Linked DNA regions of Homo sapiens: region 2 is linked to region 1. A link is an interaction called in ENCODE POLR2A ChIA-PET data of the cell type or tissue named here. Cell type or tissue: Caco-2. All regions are shown on one strand.

Evidence for each region. Peaks named below come from ENCODE experiments on the same cell type or tissue, not always from the same donor. Only the 100,000 strongest peaks of a DNase experiment are listed, where the experiment ranks them.
Region 2: POLR2A ChIA-PET joins it to region 1 with 6 read pairs; 2 of 35 experiments call an interaction of 5 or more read pairs at or near these places.

What each region holds. Positions count from the first base shown.
Region 1 is chr19:15,162,526-15,166,525 of GRCh38, reverse strand. NOTCH3 (notch receptor 3) reads left to right here. Exons shown (of 33, transcript NM_000435.3): 30 at 435-739; 31 at 1,011-1,158; 32 at 3,964-4,000. Among named protein-coding and RNA genes, the nearest start is that of MIR6795, 15 kb to the left of the region's middle. In Caco-2, no CTCF peak of the experiment used is centred here; no DNase peak of the experiment used is centred here.
Region 2 is chr19:15,436,186-15,440,185 of GRCh38, reverse strand. It overlaps WIZ (WIZ zinc finger), which reads left to right. Exons shown (of 13, transcript NM_001371589.1): 4 at 1-1,608; 5 at 3,057-3,380. Among named protein-coding and RNA genes, the nearest start is that of MIR1470, 11 kb to the left of the region's middle. In Caco-2, no CTCF peak of the experiment used is centred here; DNase peaks (open chromatin) are centred at 1,804 and 2,215.

The DNA.
Region 1 (4,000 bases):
CTCTTTTTTTCCCCCCCCCTTTTAAAACACTCAAATGAATTGGCAGAAAGGGGCAGCTCCTAACCAGTGGGTGCAGGAGTATGAAGGGGATGGTTTCTTTGCCTTGAGTTGGATTAGAACTCTGGGGTACAACACATGTTCCAGAGTCCCTTTGGAGGATCAAGGTGGAATAACCCTTTGGGAATTTACTGGAGGTTGCACACTTGCTTGACTCCCAGAGTCCCTTGTCCTGTGTTCCCTGTGCCCTAGGAGTAGTTCTGTGACAAATCACGTGCCCACGAATCCTCATTCTGGGTGTGGGTGTGCAGACAGGAGGATCTGCTAATTGTCATTTTTCCATGTGTCCCATTAGCTCCTAATGGGGTACCCTTGATAACATTTCCTGGAAAAGGCCCTGTGTTTACCTTCCTGCTGACACACTCCTGTCCCTGCAGATGGCTTCACCCCGCTAATGCTGGCTTCCTTCTGTGGGGGGGCTCTGGAGCCAATGCCAACTGAAGAGGATGAGGCAGATGACACATCAGCTAGCATCATCTCCGACCTGATCTGCCAGGGGGCTCAGCTTGGGGCACGGACTGACCGTACTGGCGAGACTGCTTTGCACCTGGCTGCCCGTTATGCCCGTGCTGATGCAGCCAAGCGGCTGCTGGATGCTGGGGCAGACACCAATGCCCAGGACCACTCAGGCCGCACTCCCCTGCACACAGCTGTCACAGCCGATGCCCAGGGTGTCTTCCAGGTGAGATAGGCACACACTTTGGACCTCAGAGCTGGGGCAGGCATTAGACTTACCTGGGTTTGAGCCCCAGTTCTGCCTTTCAGACTCATTTTTTCTCATTTGGAAAATGGGGATATATGGGAATACAGTATCTGTCAAGCAGCTGCTCCCTGAACCTCACCAATTTCAGGGGTTGGGGTATGGGGGTTGGGGACTTCATGGGACTTAGGGGTGCTCCTGATTCCTCTGTTCCTGCCATGACCCCTCCTGCTGCATCCACTCTCTGTCCTAGATTCTCATCCGAAACCGCTCTACAGACTTGGATGCCCGCATGGCAGATGGCTCAACGGCACTGATCCTGGCGGCCCGCCTGGCAGTAGAGGGCATGGTGGAAGAGCTCATCGCCAGCCATGCTGATGTCAATGCTGTGGATGAGCTTGGTAGGTTGGCAGAGGAATCAAGTCTAAGCTGGGTTGGTGTCACCTGGGCCCTGAGGGTCATGTTGGTGCAAATTCATACCCATGTTGAGACCCAATCACTGAAGCTCACGCACACATAACCAGGCTTCATGAAGCCTGCAGGGTCATGCAGGGTCACCACTAGTCCTTAGGGTGCCTCAGGGATTTAGAAAAAGGTGCCTTTCCCCTAGATACTTCATTTCCACCTGCTTTGTTAGACGGACACACTGTACTTCCACCTGCTGGAAGTTATTATAATAAACGTACACATCAGGCCATGTGTGGTGGCTCATGCCTGTGATCCCAACACTTTGGGAGGCTGAGGCAGGAGGATGACTTGAGGCCAGGAGTTTGAGACCAGACTGGGCAACATAGTGGGTTCTACAAAAGTTTTTTGAAAGATTAGCCATGTGCGGTGGTGCATACCTGTGGCCCTAGCTACTCCAGAAACTGAGGTGGGAGGGTCGTTTGAGCCCAGGAGGTTGAGTCTGTGAGCCGTGATTGTGCCCCTGCACTCCAGCCTGGGGGACAGACTCCATCTCAAAAAAAAAAAACAGTCTCCAGACGTTGCCAAATGCTCTGGGGGCTGGGGGCAGGGAGTTTCTCCTAGTTGAGAGCCACAGTTCTAGGGCAGGGCTGGCCAATAGGACTTTCTGTGATGATGGAATTATTCTCTGCACTGTCCAGTATAGTAGCCACTGGCCACATATAGTGACTTGAAATGTGACTGAGGCAAATGAAGAAGTAAATGTTTTAGTTCATTTAATTTTTTTCTCCTTATGTTGCCCTTTTTTTAATTTTTTTTTTTGAGACAGAGTCTCACTCTTGTCACCCAGGCTGGAGTGCAATGGTGTGATCTTGGCTCACTGCAACCTCCACTACCCAGGTTCCAGTGATTCTCCTGTCTCAGCCTCCCAAGTGTCTGGGACTAAAGGTGCCCATCACCATGCCTGGCTATTTTTTTGTATTTTTAGTAGAGACGGGGTTTCGCAATGTTGGCCAGGCTGGCCTCAAACTCCTGACCTCAGGTGATCCACCTGCCTTGGCCTCCCAAAGTGCTGGGGTTATAGGCATGAGCCACTGAGTCCATCCTTTTTTTTAAAAACAAAAAACAAAAAACAAAAAACTGCTTTATTGAGATATAATTAACATGCCATACAATTCACCCATTTAAAGTGTACAATTCAATGGCTCTTAGTATAATCAGAGTCATACAACTATTACCACAATCAATTTTAGAACATTTCATCACCTGAAAAATAAATTCTCACCACTTGGCCATCATCTGCCAAGCCCCTCATCTGTCCAGCCCTGTGCAACCACTGATTTGCTTTTTGTCTTCATGGATTTGCCTGTTCTGGACATTTCATATAAATGTAATCATATGATACGTGGTCTTTTTTGTCTGCCTTTTTTTCAGTTAGCATTATGTTCTCAAGGTTCACCCATGTTGTAGCATAGTTCAGCTGAATAATAATCCATTGTGTCGATGGACCACTTTTTTTTTCTTTTATTTTTAGACATAGGGTATCACTCTGTCACTCAGGCTGGAGTGCAGTGGCATGATTACGGCTCTCTGCAGCCTCAAACTCCCAGGCTCAAGTGATCCTCCCATCCCACCCTCCTGAATAGCTGGTATTACAGGTGTGTGCCAGCATACCTGGGTAATTCTTAAATTTTTTGTGGAAATGGGGTCTCACTTTGTTGCCCAGGCTGATCTCAAACTCCTGGCCTTAAGCAATACTCCCACCTTGGCCTCCCAAATTGTTGAGATTATAGGCGTGAGCCACTGTGCCTGGCCAAAAGTTTCAATTTTGATCATGTCCAATTTATCTGTTTTGTAGTTGTTATTGTTATTTGTGGTTTTGGTGTCACATCTAAGAATCTTGGCCTAATTCAAGGTCATGAAGATTTACTCTTATGTTTTCTTCTAGATGTTTAGTTCTATAGTTGGAGCTCATATATTTAGGTTTCTGATCCATTTTGAGTTAGTGTTTGTATAAAGTGTGAGGTAGGGGTCCAACTTCATTCTTTGAATGTGAATATTCAGTTGTTCCAGCACCATTAGTTGAGAAGACCATTCTTTCCCCATTGAATGGTCCTGGCACCTATTTTATTAAATTTAAATCTAAAGAACCACATGTAGGTTGGGCACGGTGGCTCATGCCTGTAATCCCAACACTTTGGGAGGCCAAGGCTGGTGGATCACTTGAGCTTAGGAGTTTGAGACCAGTTTGGGCAACATAGTGGAACTCTATCTCTATCAAAAATACAAAAAATCAGCTGGGCATGGTGGTACATGCCTGTAGTCCCAGCTACTAGGGAGGCTGAGGCAGGAAAATCGCCTGAGCCCAGCAGGTAGAGGTTGCAGTGAACTGAGATTGTGCCAATGGACTCCAGCCTGGGTGACAGAACAAGACACTACCTCAAAAATAAATAAATGGATAAATAAAAACCACATGTGACTGACTACTGTATTGGATGTCACAACCCTAGGTTCAACTGAAGGAGGTCCACACAGCACCCCCTGTGTATAAACAGTCATGCACATGCACGCACACACACACACACACACAAACACACACACACAGACACAAAGTGCTTCCCCATTGCACAGAGTCATTTTGCAGATTTGCACACACATGGATCCAGACACAAGTACTTGGATATTCACGGCAGGCCTGCCTCCTCTACCCCTAGGCCACATTCTAGACAATTTCTGCCTCCCTGACATGGGGGCCCCAGGACAGGTGCCTGGTCCTGACCTCTCTCCCCTTCATCCTCCAGGGAAATCAGCCTTACACTGGGCTGCGGCTGTGAACAA
Region 2 (4,000 bases), 270 kb before region 1:
CGGAGGCTTCTGTGGAGCGGCTGCAGCCGCTACTGCCCCCGATCCGGACCGGGCCCTACCTGTGTGAGCTGCTGGAGGAGGTGGCCGAAGGGGTGGCCAGCCCAGATGAGGACGAGGACGAGGAGCCGGCCGTGTTCCCATGCATCGAGTGCAGCATCTACTTCAAGCAGAAGGAGCACCTCCTGGAGCACATGAGCCAGCACCGCCGAGCCCCGGGCCAGGAGCCCCCTGCGGACCTGGCCCCGCTGGCCTGCGGGGAGTGTGGCTGGGCCTTTGCTGACCCCACTGCCCTGGAGCAGCACCGGCAGCTGCATCAGGCCTCCCGGGAGAAGATCATTGAGGAGATCCAAAAGCTGAAGCAAGTTCCAGGAGACGAGGGCCGGGAGGCACGGCTGCAGTGCCCTAAGTGTGTCTTTGGCACCAATTCATCCAGGGCCTATGTGCAGCATGCCAAGCTGCACATGCGTGAGCCCCCAGGCCAGACCACCAAAGAGCCTTTTGGAGGCAGCAGCGGGGCTGGCAGCCCCAGCCCTGAGGCCAGCGCCCTCCTCTATCAGCCCTACGGAGCTGCCGTTGGCCTCAGCGCCTGTGTCTTCTGTGGTTTCCCCGCGCCCAGCGAGAGCCTGCTCAGGGAGCACGTGAGGCTGGTGCATGCCCATCCCCACTGGGAGGAGGATGGCGAGGCTTATGAGGAAGACCCTGCCAGCCAGCCAGGCACTAGCCAGGATGCTCACGCCTGCTTCCCTGACACTGCTGTGGACTACTTTGGCAAAGCTGAGCCGTCCTTGGCCCCCATGTGGCGGGAGAACCCTGCTGGATACGACCCCAGCCTGGCCTTTGGCCCAGGATGCCAGCAGCTGAGCATCAGAGATTTCCCGCTGTCAAAGCCACTCCTGCATGGCACGGGCCAGAGGCCTCTCGGAAGGCTGGCCTTTCCCTCCACACTAGCATCCACCCCCTACTCCTTACAGCTCGGGAGAAACAAAAGCACCGTCCACCCACAAGGGCTGGGGGAACGGAGGCGCCCTTGGAGCGAAGAGGAGGAGGAGGAGGAGGAGGAGGAGGATGTAGTGCTGACCTCCGAGATGGATTTTTCCCCTGAAAATGGGGTCTTTTCACCCCTAGCCACCCCCAGCCTCATCCCGCAGGCGGCCCTGGAGCTGAAGCAGGCATTCCGAGAGGCCCTGCAGGCAGTAGAGGCCACCCAGGGGCAGCAGCAGCAGCTCCGAGGGATGGTACCCATTGTGCTCGTGGCGAAGCTGGGGCCGCAGGTCATGGCGGCAGCCAGGGTGCCCCCAAGGTTGCAGCCCGAGGAGCTGGGGCTGGCAGGCGCCCACCCCCTGGACTTCCTGCTCCTGGACGCGCCGCTGGGCGGCCCGCTGGGGCTGGACACACTCCTGGATGGGGATCCGGCCATGGCACTGAAGCACGAGGAGCGGAAATGCCCCTACTGCCCCGATCGCTTCCACAACGGCATCGGCTTGGCCAACCACGTCCGGGGCCACCTGAACCGCGTGGGCGTCAGCTACAATGTGCGCCATTTCATCTCCGCTGAGGAGGTGAAGGCCATTGAGCGCAGGTTCTCCTTCCAGAAGAAGAAGAAAAAAGGTAGGGCAGCTTCACTTTTAAAGGCCCAGGAGACACATGGCTGGGCAACCCACCGTTGATCTAAATTCTCTCCCTTAGCGCCAAGCAGGGGGACACTGGGGCCTCTGCTCCTGAGAGACTTGAGAGCCACAGTGAAGGCCACCTGGTCGGTGGATGTGTGGAGACGCCCCAGTCCCCTGGCCATTCCAGCCACTGGAGGAAGGAGTGTGGGTAGAAGAGTCAGCCTCAGGCAGAGAATTTCATTCATTCCTCCATTCAACAAATATTTACTGAGCAAGGTTCCCCTCTGTTCTGGGGACCTGGGGACACAGCAGTGGACAGAATAGCAGTTCTTGGACTCTTGGAGTTCATGGCCCAGTCCAGGAGTGGTGGGACCCCCTCCACCCCACACTGGCCAGCTTCAGAACCCCCTGGGGCTGCCTGTAAGGTTTGTCAGTTCCCACAGTACAAGGCTCTGATTCCAGAAGTCTGTTTCCAACAGGAGCACCCTGGGTGGTTCTGACATTGGCAGACACAAAGCCCACTTGGGGAGGTGCCAGTATGGTGTTTGAGTGTGTGTGTGTGCGTGTGTGTGTGTGTGTGTCTACGCACTAGGGGTTGGGGGCAAGGGGTGACAACCAGGAAACCAGGCAGTGACGACACCGAGTGAGCAGGGCTGAGATGCGGGGAAAGCTGGGAGAACCAGGAGGCTGGGGAAGCTGAGACAAAGTCCCTAACTCCAGTTGCAGGGCTCAGAGAAGGCTCCCAGCAGAGGGCATTACATCCATTTGTCCATTTCTTCATCCAACAAATATTTAATTTACAGCACTTGCGTGATCATGAGTAAAAATAGTCACGAGAAGGCTATTAATCAAATACTCTCATAGATGATGGCAGGTCCACAACTGGAGAAGCATTTCTTTTTCTTTCTTTCTCTTTTTAAGAGACAGGGTCTTGCTCTGTTGCCCAGGCTGGAGTGCCATGGGGCAATTATAGCTCACTGCAGCCTCAAACTCCTAAGCTCAAGCAATCCTCCCACCTTAGCCTCCCAAGTAGCTGGGACTACAGGCACGCACCACTATGCCCAGCTAATTTTTTTATAGAGATGGGGTCTCACTATGTTGCCCAGACTGGTGTCAAACTCCTGGGCTCAAGAGATCTTCCCGCTTGGCCTCCCAAAGAGCTGGGATTACAGGCGTGAGCCACCACACCTGGCCCTGGAGAAGGGTTTTTGCAGAAGAGGTCCCTCCTTGACGTTGCCAGATGTGGGAAGGGGGTATCTGGGAGGGTCAGGCTTCCTGGAATGGGGTGGGAGGATGCACGAGCTGAGAGCTGAGGAGCAGGCAGGAGCAAAAGGGACAGCCACGGGGAAGAAAGGCAGTCCAGGGTGAAGCCCTGAATATGGGGAGGGGTTGGGGCTGGGGAGTAGCCCCCTCTCCACCTCAGGCAGTCCTGTCCTCTCTCCACAGTGGCCAACTTTGACCCAGGCACCTTCAGCCTGATGCGCTGTGACTTCTGCGGGGCTGGCTTCGACACACGGGCCGGCCTCTCCAGCCACGCCCGGGCCCACCTACGTGACTTCGGTATCACCAACTGGGAGCTCACTGTCTCACCCATCAACATCCTGCAGGAGCTGCTGGCCACCTCTGCTGCTGAGCAGCCCCCCAGCCCCCTGGGCCGAGAGCCTGGGGGTCCGCCTGGCAGCTTCCTGACCTCCCGTCGGCCCCGCTTACCTCTCACGGTGCCCTTTCCACCCACCTGGGCTGAGGACCCTGGGCCAGCCTATGGAGATGGTAAGGGGAGGGGACGGGCTGTGCTGGAGCCCCATCCTTCCCAGGGGCCCAGAGCATTGGAGGGGCGGGGCTGGAGGGGCAGCCGCTCAGCTTTCCTGGAAGCATTTTGAGTCACTTTACAAAGTATGTTGATGACTTTCCTTACAACCACCCTGCTATTTAGGTGTCCTTTCTGTTTCACTCAGGATCTGGGCCAGGTCTCTTTCTGGATCCAGTTTTTCACTATCTTTCCTGCCAGTGACTTTGACAAATGCTTACTGAGCTTTTACTGGGAGCCAGGCATCGTTCTAAGCACTTTACAAACATGAACTCATTTACATCCTCACAACAATCCTATAAGGCAGGTGTTATTATTTCTTCCACTTTACAGATGAGGAAACTGAGGCACAGAGTTTAATTAACCTGCCTGAGGTCACACAGCTGGAAAGGGTGAAACAGGGATTTAAAACCCAGGCAGCTGGGCCCCAGATTCTTTGCTGTTAATGACATCTTCTATCTTGAGAAGCATTGTTGTATAGAACTTTCTGAGATGATGGCTGGAAATATTCTCTAGATATCTGCACGTCTTACAGGGACACCATTGGTCATGTATGGCTGTTAAGAAGTTGAAATGAAGCTAG